Linked DNA regions of Homo sapiens: region 2 is linked to region 1. A link is a contact called in ENCODE Hi-C or POLR2A ChIA-PET data. All regions are on one chromosome and are shown on one strand. The core of a region is the stretch at or near the end of the contact, and the rest is flanking DNA. Distances in the headings are between cores, read along the strand shown. Region 1 holds the start of MARVELD3 (MARVEL domain containing 3). Region 2 holds the start of IST1 (IST1 factor associated with ESCRT-III).

Region 1 (4,054 bases), core at 562-3,061:
GCCTGACTCCTCCCTAGAGGAGAGGCCAGGTGTCAAAAACCAGAAGCAGTCGTCACCTCGGACCTGTCTCCTGTTGGAGCTGGCAGGGGAGATATCCCATCTGCTCACAGTTCACCGTGTGGGGCACATTATCTGGGTATTCAATGGATGGAAAAAACACCAGGTCCCTAGGAGGCGGTGTGGGGACCAGGTCCCCTCTTGTCTTCCCTTCCCCCCCCACCCTCCCCTAGCTCACAGAGTCTTCCAGTACACCCTGAACCTTTCTCCTTACAAGGGGCCTATGGGAATTCTGTGCAAGGCAGAGATGGCAAAGTTTTTTCATTAGGAGGGTGCGGTCTCAAGCAGCCGTGGGATTCGAATGACGCTGCCTAGAGAGACCTCACTGGCAAAAGGGAAAACAAACCTGTACCCTTCAGTGGGAGAATTTTACGTAGACTTTGTTCTTTGGTTAAAAATGTAGCGTCTCCCATCTGACTTTTTTTTTTTTTTTTGAGACGGAGTCTCGCTTTGTCGCCCAGGCTGGAGTGCAGTGGTGCGATCTCGGCTCACTGCAACCTCCGCCTCCCGGGTTCAAGCGATTCTCCCTCCTCAGCCTCCCAAGTAGCTGGGATTACAGGCATCTGCCATCACGCCTGGCTAAGTTTTTGTATTTTTAGTAAAGACGGGGTTTCACCATGTTGGCCAGGCTGGTCTCGAACTCCTGGCCTCAGGTGATCCGCCCGCCTCGGCCTCCCAAAGTGTTGGGATTACAGGCATGAGCCACCGCGCCGGCCCACCTGTTTCTGAAGGCACCTATTCCTGGGAGGGGTAACACATTAAACTATTAACTCTTCATCGGGCTTCCCAAGTGGGCGGCCCGGCCACAAGGAAGGGGACTTTGGAGTCGGGAAGGGCTGGCTCTGGAACACGGGACAAGGGTCTGAACCCCAAGGCGCAGTCCTGTGACCATGCGGGCCGGGCCGGGGAGGAGCCTGGGGTGAACCCCACCCGCCTGGTCTCCTCCCACCCCTCCCTCTCGGGTCCCGGGGCCTCTCTTTCTCTTCTCCAGGTCCTCCAGCCCAGCCACTGCTCACAGGGGTGGTTTTTGCTTTGTTAGTTGGGTTCAGGCCACGAGAAGGGGGAACCCTAAAGTTTTCCTTCCCTGCCAGGTCGCCTCTGAGAGCGCAGAAGGGAGAAACGGCATTTGTTCATTTAAACGGGCTCCTAGGACGAGAACCCGGGGACGCCAGGGCCTCGCGGGCCGGCCTGGGCCACAGGTGTCCCCGGCGCGGAGGTCGCAGCGCCCCGGCCCCTCTCACCTTTCGGGTCTGCGGCGCCCGGGGTCTCCCTTCCTCTGCGGCTGCGGCGGCTCCGGGGCTTCCCAGGGCGCGGGCCCAGGAGGCGCGGCTGCGTCCCAGGTCAGTCCCCGGGCTCCGTCCCGCGTCCGGCTTTGGCGCGGTTTTTCCCAAACTCCGTGTTCACCTGCGCGAGGGCCCGCGTCCCTGTGTGTGTCCCGGCGGGGGCCTCGGTCCGGGTCTCTTTCCCTCTCTCTCTCCCTCTCCCGGTCCCGGTTCCGGTCGCGGTTCCCGTCCCTCTCCTGGTCTCTCTCCGGGTCCCGGTCCCCGTCCCTTCGCCGGTTCCCGTCGCTGCTTCGCTTCCTGCGCGGGTCCCCGGGTCGGTCCCGCGGTCGATCGTGGGTGCGGCCTTGGTCTGGGTGGGGGCGCCGTCCCGGGTCCCGCTCTCTCGGCCGGGCCCGGGGCTCGCGAGCCCCCGACGGATCTTCCATGGCCGGGTTCCGTGTCCCCGCCCGGGAGCGACCTGAGGGCAACAACCAACAAGTTTCTTGGGCAGGTGGCCAAGCCCGGGGGCGGGGCGGGCACTCACCTGTGCGCATGCGCGCTAGTCCGGGAGCTCACCTGAGAACGGGCGCCCTCAGGGGGCGGCCTGAGCGCGTCTGGGGCCCGGGCGGGAGGGGTGCCTGTGTGCTGGGTGGGGGCTGGGGTGCTGCTGCTGGAAACCCGGGCGGGGCGACCCACAGCCGCACCTTTCTGCCCCGAAGTAACCCCTTGGTGACCCCACGAGGTGGGCGGCCTAAGGGAGCCAACTGTGGCCACCTCCCCTGGCTCAACTTACACTGCAACTTGGATTTACCTTCCCAGAGGTACCCATCCTCTCACTCACTCAGCCAGACACTCATTCATTCACCCAATCACCCACTACCCGCTCATCCATTCACCCACCCATCCACCCACTCACCCACCCATCCACCCACTCACCCACCCATCCACCATCCATCCACCCATCCACCCACTCACCCACCCGTCCAACCATCCACCCATTCAACCACTCACCCATCCATACACCCGTCTATCCACCTATCCACCTACTCACCTACCCATCTAACCATCCACCCATCCATCCATCTATCCACCCACTCACCCACCCATCCACCACCCATCTACCCGCCCACTCACCTGCCCATCCGCCCACCCACCCACCCTCCATCCATCCATCCACCCATCCACCCACTCACCCACCCATCCACCCACCCATCTACCATCCGCCCACTCACCCACTCACCTGCCCATCCATCCACCCACTCACCTAACCATCCACTCTCACCCACCCATCCACCATCCATCCACCCACCCATTCACTCATCCACCCATCCACCCACCCACTCACCCACCCATCTACCAACTCACCCATCCATCCACCCATTCATCCACCCACTCACCCATCCAGCCACCCACCCACGCATCCACCCATCCACCATTCATCCACTCACCCATTCATCCATCCATCTGGCCACTAACCTACCCACACATCCACCCAGTCACCCACCTTCCACTTCTCCCTCCACCCATCCACTGTCCCTCTTTCTCCCTTCTCCTGTTTTCCTTATAACACCTATGTTGTAAGGGGCTTGCAGCCAGTTCATCTATCACAATAGTCCTGGGCTTACAAATAGCCCTGTTTTTTAAAATGGGGACTTACACAAAATTGGCAGCTTTTAATTCTGCCAAGTAAGGATATTACAAAATATATACAATTGCCATCTGGTAATTAATTCTTTCAGCAAATATGTATGAGCACCTGCTTTAGCAGGTACTGGAGATATAGTGGAAAATTTGCTTGCAGGGTGATTGCATTCTAGTGTGTCAGGAAAAGGGAAAACAGGTAGTAAACAAAGAAGACAGTGTCTAAAGTTTAATGGGAAGGGCAGGTTTCCTCATATAGACCTGGGAAGATGTCGTTTGAATTGAGTTCTGGATGACAAGAAGGCTGAGAAAATGTCCCAGAAAGAGAGAAGGTTGAGGAACGCGGGAGCTGGACAAGGAGGTCCCTGGGAGTAGAGTTGGTGGGCATGAATTGAGGCTGGAGAAGTGGACCAGGCAGATGGTGTAGACGACAGTGTGCATTTTTATTCTAAACAATGGGAGAACATTGAAGATTTTGAGGAGGAGAGTAAACCTTTCTGATTGATATTTTTGAAAGACCACTCTGGCTTCTGTGAGGAGGGTGGATGATGGAGGCCCAGAGTAGAGGGAAGAGATGAGTTACAAAGCTGCTGCTGAAGGAGTCCAGGTGAGGGTGACGGTGGCCATGGAGACAGTGACAAGTTGACAGATCCAGGTTGTAGTTTTGGGGAAGAATTTACAGTATGGATCAGATGTGGGGAAATGAGGGGAGGGGAGGAGTGACCAGGTGAATGGTGGGGTTTTTCACTGAGACGGGGGAGACTGGACAGAACCAGATTTGCGGGGAAATTAGAGAGTTCCATTTTGGACATGGTAAATTTGAGATGGCTATAATTCATCCAAGTGTAGATGTCTAGTTGCAGTTGAATATATGAGTCTGAAATATGGGGAGAGGATTGGGCTGGAGATGCTCTGTGGGAGTAGAGAAAGGAGGAAAGTAGAATGGAGAAGAGGCCTTAGGCAGAGTCCCTAGGGAATTCTAACTTTTAGAGCTAAGACTCAAGAGGATTAAGAAGTGATGAGTGAGTAGAAGGAAAAAGAAGAGGGTGGGGGTGACAAGACATCAACCTCCAACCCACAGAAGTGCTACTGTG
Region 2 (4,054 bases), core at 1,162-3,661, 270 kb before region 1:
ATTCTCACTCTGTCGCCCAGGCTGGAGTGCAGTGGCACGATCTCAGCTCACTGCAACCTCCGCCTCTCGGGTTCGAGCAAGCAATTCTCCTACCTCAGCCTTTGGAGTAGCTGGGACTACAGGCCACACCAACACTCCTGGCTAATTTTTGTATTTTTAGTAGAGACAGGGTTTCACCATGTTGTCCAGGCTGGTCTCAAACTCCTGACCTCAGGTGATCCACCCGCCTCGGCCTCCCAAAGTGCTGGGATTACAGGCGTGAGCCACCGTGCCCGGCCTCCACTCAATAAGAATTTTCTTACCAATTCTCCAAACTTTTGACCATCTGTACCATATAAGTAATGCTGAAATAAGTGTTCATAGGCATGTTACTTTTCCTGTATTTGGAATGACTAACTATACTACCCTTTCATTTTTCTAGTTTTATTGTAAAACCCTGGGACTTGATTCTGATTATCTTACAAGAACCAGAGCTTAAATCAAACAAACTAGAGATGGAGATTCTGGAGCTCCTGATAATTTAGAAGCCAGAGACATAAGAACAAAGAGGGAGAATGAAAAAGTATTTGGACAAAATAATAATACTATTTTAAAATAAGATATACGAAACTGGATGACTTTAAAACGTAACACTAACACTGGGGATTCAAAATACTTCTAATCCCAGCATTTTGGGAGGATCACTTGAGCCCACGAGTTCAAGACCAGTCTGGGCAACATTAAGAAACTCTCCCCTCCCGACCCCGACCAAAAAAAAAAAAAAAAAAAAGCCAGGCGTGGGCCTGTAGTGTCAGCTACTACTCCCAAGGCTGGGGCGGGAGGATCACTTGAGTCCTGAAAGGTCGAAGCTGCAGGGAGTGCACTACAGCACTCCAGCCTGGGAAACAGAGTGAGACCCCCGTCTGCAGAACAAAAACAAAAATAAATACAAAAAAAGAGGAAGTGTTTTAATTTCTTTTTTTTTTTCTTTTTTTACACAGGGTCTCACTCTGTCCTCCAGACTGAAATGCAGTGGCACGATTACCGACTCACTATAATCTCCACCTCCCAGGCTCAAGCAATCCTCCTACCTCAGCCTCCTGGACTATAGATGCGGGCCTCCACGCCTGGCTGTTTTTATTTTTGTAGAGAACGGGATTTTGCTATGTTGCCCACGCTGTTCTCCAACTCCCAAGCTCAAGTGATCATCCCACCTAGCCCTCCCCAAGTACTGGGATTACAGGGGTGAGCCACCACATCTGGCCAGTTTTATCTTCTAATGACTATTACCAAGTCCCCCTATCCCAGAAGTTCTGAGGAAGCAAATTTCCCACAAACTATTGGCTTGTAGGTACAAAAGCCAAAAGGCTTCTACTGGGAAAGGAGAGGGAAATATATACATATATATTTCAACTATTATTAAATTAGAAAAATACAGACATAGGAAGGGTATAGATAAAACAAGATTAGGCATGAGTTGATCGTGTTTGAAGCTGGATGAGAGAATTCATTATACTCCTGTCTGCTTGAAATTTTCCATAATAAAAAGTTAAAATATTACACATAATTTTAAAATTCAAGTTTCCCCTAAAGATCTAAGACCAGACTTTAAGTTTACTACGACAGACAGTGTCTTTTGTAATTAACCTACAGCTCCTGGGTCCCGACCCTCCTCAAAGTTTATGCTGTTGAGTTCCAAGAGGTCACCTCCAGCACCCCGGAAGAAGAGCACCGAGAAAAACAAAGAGGAGAGGCGCAAGGATCCTTCCAAGACCTCTCACTACACACGCAGGGATCCGAGAAAGCGGGCAGAGGCCGCTCCTTACTTCAGCGAAAGAAATTGTAATTTTCTCAGGCCAAAGTGGACCCAAGTCCGTTCCCCCAACCCAGGAACAAGCCCAGGAGGCCACCCCGCCCGGTGGAAGCGGCCCGGACTGGAGGGCATCCGCCTCTCGCGGCACTGGAAGCTCTGACCTTCCCGAAGTCTCTCCGGGCCAGAAAAGACGGGGTAGGGGTGTCGCCGAGGAGCCCTCGCCGAGGCCGCGGCGTTTCCGCCCCAAGGAAGACACACCTCGGGGCAGGAAGACTAGGGGAAAGTTAAGGGGCTTCGAGGATCCAGGACCAGAGGCCTCCGACCCGCTCGCGGCCCTGCCACGCCCCCCACCCAGGCCTGGGCAGCCTCCTGCGCCGCGGGCCCTCGAGGGCCTGACCTCCGGTCTGACCCCCACTTCCACTATCCTTCCCTTTCTCCTCAGCTGCCCCCTCCGAAGTCGTTTGAATCCCGGGCCCTAGCGCTAACTAGAGACCGCTAAATCAGGAGCGCAGAGAGAAGAGGAAGACAGAGACCTCTGACGCCGAGGATGCCACACTCACCTAACCGAATCCTGCCGTGAACGCAGCAGACACCGACTTCAGGGTTCACCATCCAAAATGGCGACTCCCTCGGCCTCAGCACAACAAGCGCGGGCGGAGGGATCCACGGGGCCGATATAGCCACGCCCTCCTTTCCAGGGATTGGCTGCGCGATCGCCGCTGCCGGGACCCACGCGCTGACTCGGGGCACCCTCCCTCGGTTTCCTTTGGAGTCGGCGCGGCCGGGGACTACTTCCCGCGGCGGGGGCACGGCAGACGTTGGGGGAAGCGCCACGCCGACTGAGTCAGCTGCTGGGGGCATGCCCTTAATTTCGCTCTGGGCGCGGGGAGGCCAGCCACAGCTGTTGATTCTCGGACTCTGCGCCCACGGCCTCACCGCGCCCAGTGCCTTGGTTCCGGATTCTTCCATAACCGGCTGCCAGTACCGCCTCTCTGACGCCGGGAGTTGCTCCCTAAGATCTGCTGCCGCCTTTCGCTGGACTTTCCCCCTGGGTGGAGCGGCCGAGGGGGTTTCGAAGCCTGCGTATCCCTGACTCTTCACCCAGCGCCTCCGTGTCCCTCTACGGGCTCTAAGCGTTCCCCCGCCCCGCTTTTAAGCCGTCCGGTTGCCCTTTGGACCAGCATCGCTCCGGTCTGTGTGGTATAATTCAGTAGTGTTTCCTCAGCACCACAGTCTCTGGCGATTTCCCTAATTTATCTCGGTATTCAGAGAAAACTTTTTCCTTGGTTACCTTTGTTTTTAACTTGAAAACCATTATCGCTGCTTAAGCCTGGAAGGGACCTTCCCAGCACTTTGAGAGGCGGGGCGGGAGGATCGCTTGAGCCCGGGAGTTGCAGACCAGCCTGGACACCATAGTGAAACCGCATCGCTACAAAAAAAAAAAAAAAAAAGTTAAAAATTAGGGGAGCAGCAGTGAGCACTTGTGGTCTCAGCTACTCGGGAGGCTGAGGCAGGAAGATCGCTTGAGCCCAGAAGGTCGCTGCTGCAGTAAACCGTGATCACGTCACAGCACTCCAGCCTAGGCTACAGAAAAAAAGAAAAAGGGCCGGGTGCGGTGGCTCACGCCTGTAATCTCAACATTTTGGGAGGCCGAGGCAGGTGTATCACCTGAAGTCGGTAATTCGAGACCAGCCTGGCCAACACAGAGGAACCCCGTCTCTACTAAAGAGGAAATTACGCATGGTGGCGCAAGCCTGTAATCCCAGCTACTCCGGAGGCTGAGGCAGGAGAATCGCTTGATTCTCGAGTTACAGTGAGCCGAGATCCGGCGATTGCCCTCCAGCCTGGGCAACAAGAGCGAAACGTCTCAAAAAAAAAAAGGGAAAAAAGAAAAAGGGGCCTCCAGAAGGAAGTCATCTGCTCCCTGCTGTGGAGGCTGCATCTAATGCTTGTACCGGGGCAGTCATATGACAAGTAGGAGCTAGCCCTTATCATAAGATGTTGATGTGAATTTAGAAATACTGTATCTTTATAAACGTTTGCAACATTTCAAGATAAAACCAGGTTCCATGCCAGGCGCGGTGGCACATGCCTGTAATCCCAGCACTTGGGGAGACTGAGGCAGGTGGATCACCTGAGGTCAGGAGTTCAAGACCAGCCTGACCAACATTGTGAAATCTCGTCTCTACTAAAAAAAATACAAAAAAAAGAAAAAATTAGCCAGGCGTGTAGGCACATACCTGTAATCCCAGCTACTCCGGA

What was found. A loop is a pair of places that touch in the nucleus more often than their neighbours do. ChIA-PET counts read pairs that join two places held with the same protein, here RNA polymerase II (POLR2A). Pooled maps may share reads with other maps.
Region 2: a loop to region 1 is called in a pooled map, with 2.1 times the contacts of the local background. The contact joins the promoter of IST1 here to the promoter of MARVELD3 in region 1. A Hi-C loop is called at or near these places in 1 of 37 single-sample maps with no recorded cell type and 3 of 50 pooled maps. POLR2A ChIA-PET finds 5 or more read pairs at or near these places in 4 of 52 experiments (Caco-2, H1, WTC11 and 1 more).

Annotation. Positions count from the first base shown.
Region 1 is chr16:71,623,941-71,627,994 of GRCh38, reverse strand. MARVELD3 (MARVEL domain containing 3) reads right to left here and starts at 1,811. Exons shown (of 3, transcript NM_052858.6): 1 at 1,299-1,811. The coding sequence starts at 1,765. RefSeq lists a silencer at 941-990.
Region 2 is chr16:71,893,888-71,897,941 of GRCh38, reverse strand. IST1 (IST1 factor associated with ESCRT-III) reads right to left here and starts at 2,411. Exons shown (of 10, transcript NM_001270975.2): 1 at 2,353-2,411. It also overlaps a transcript of ZNF821 not described here. RefSeq lists enhancers at 2,154-2,343, 2,071-2,636, 2,514-3,023.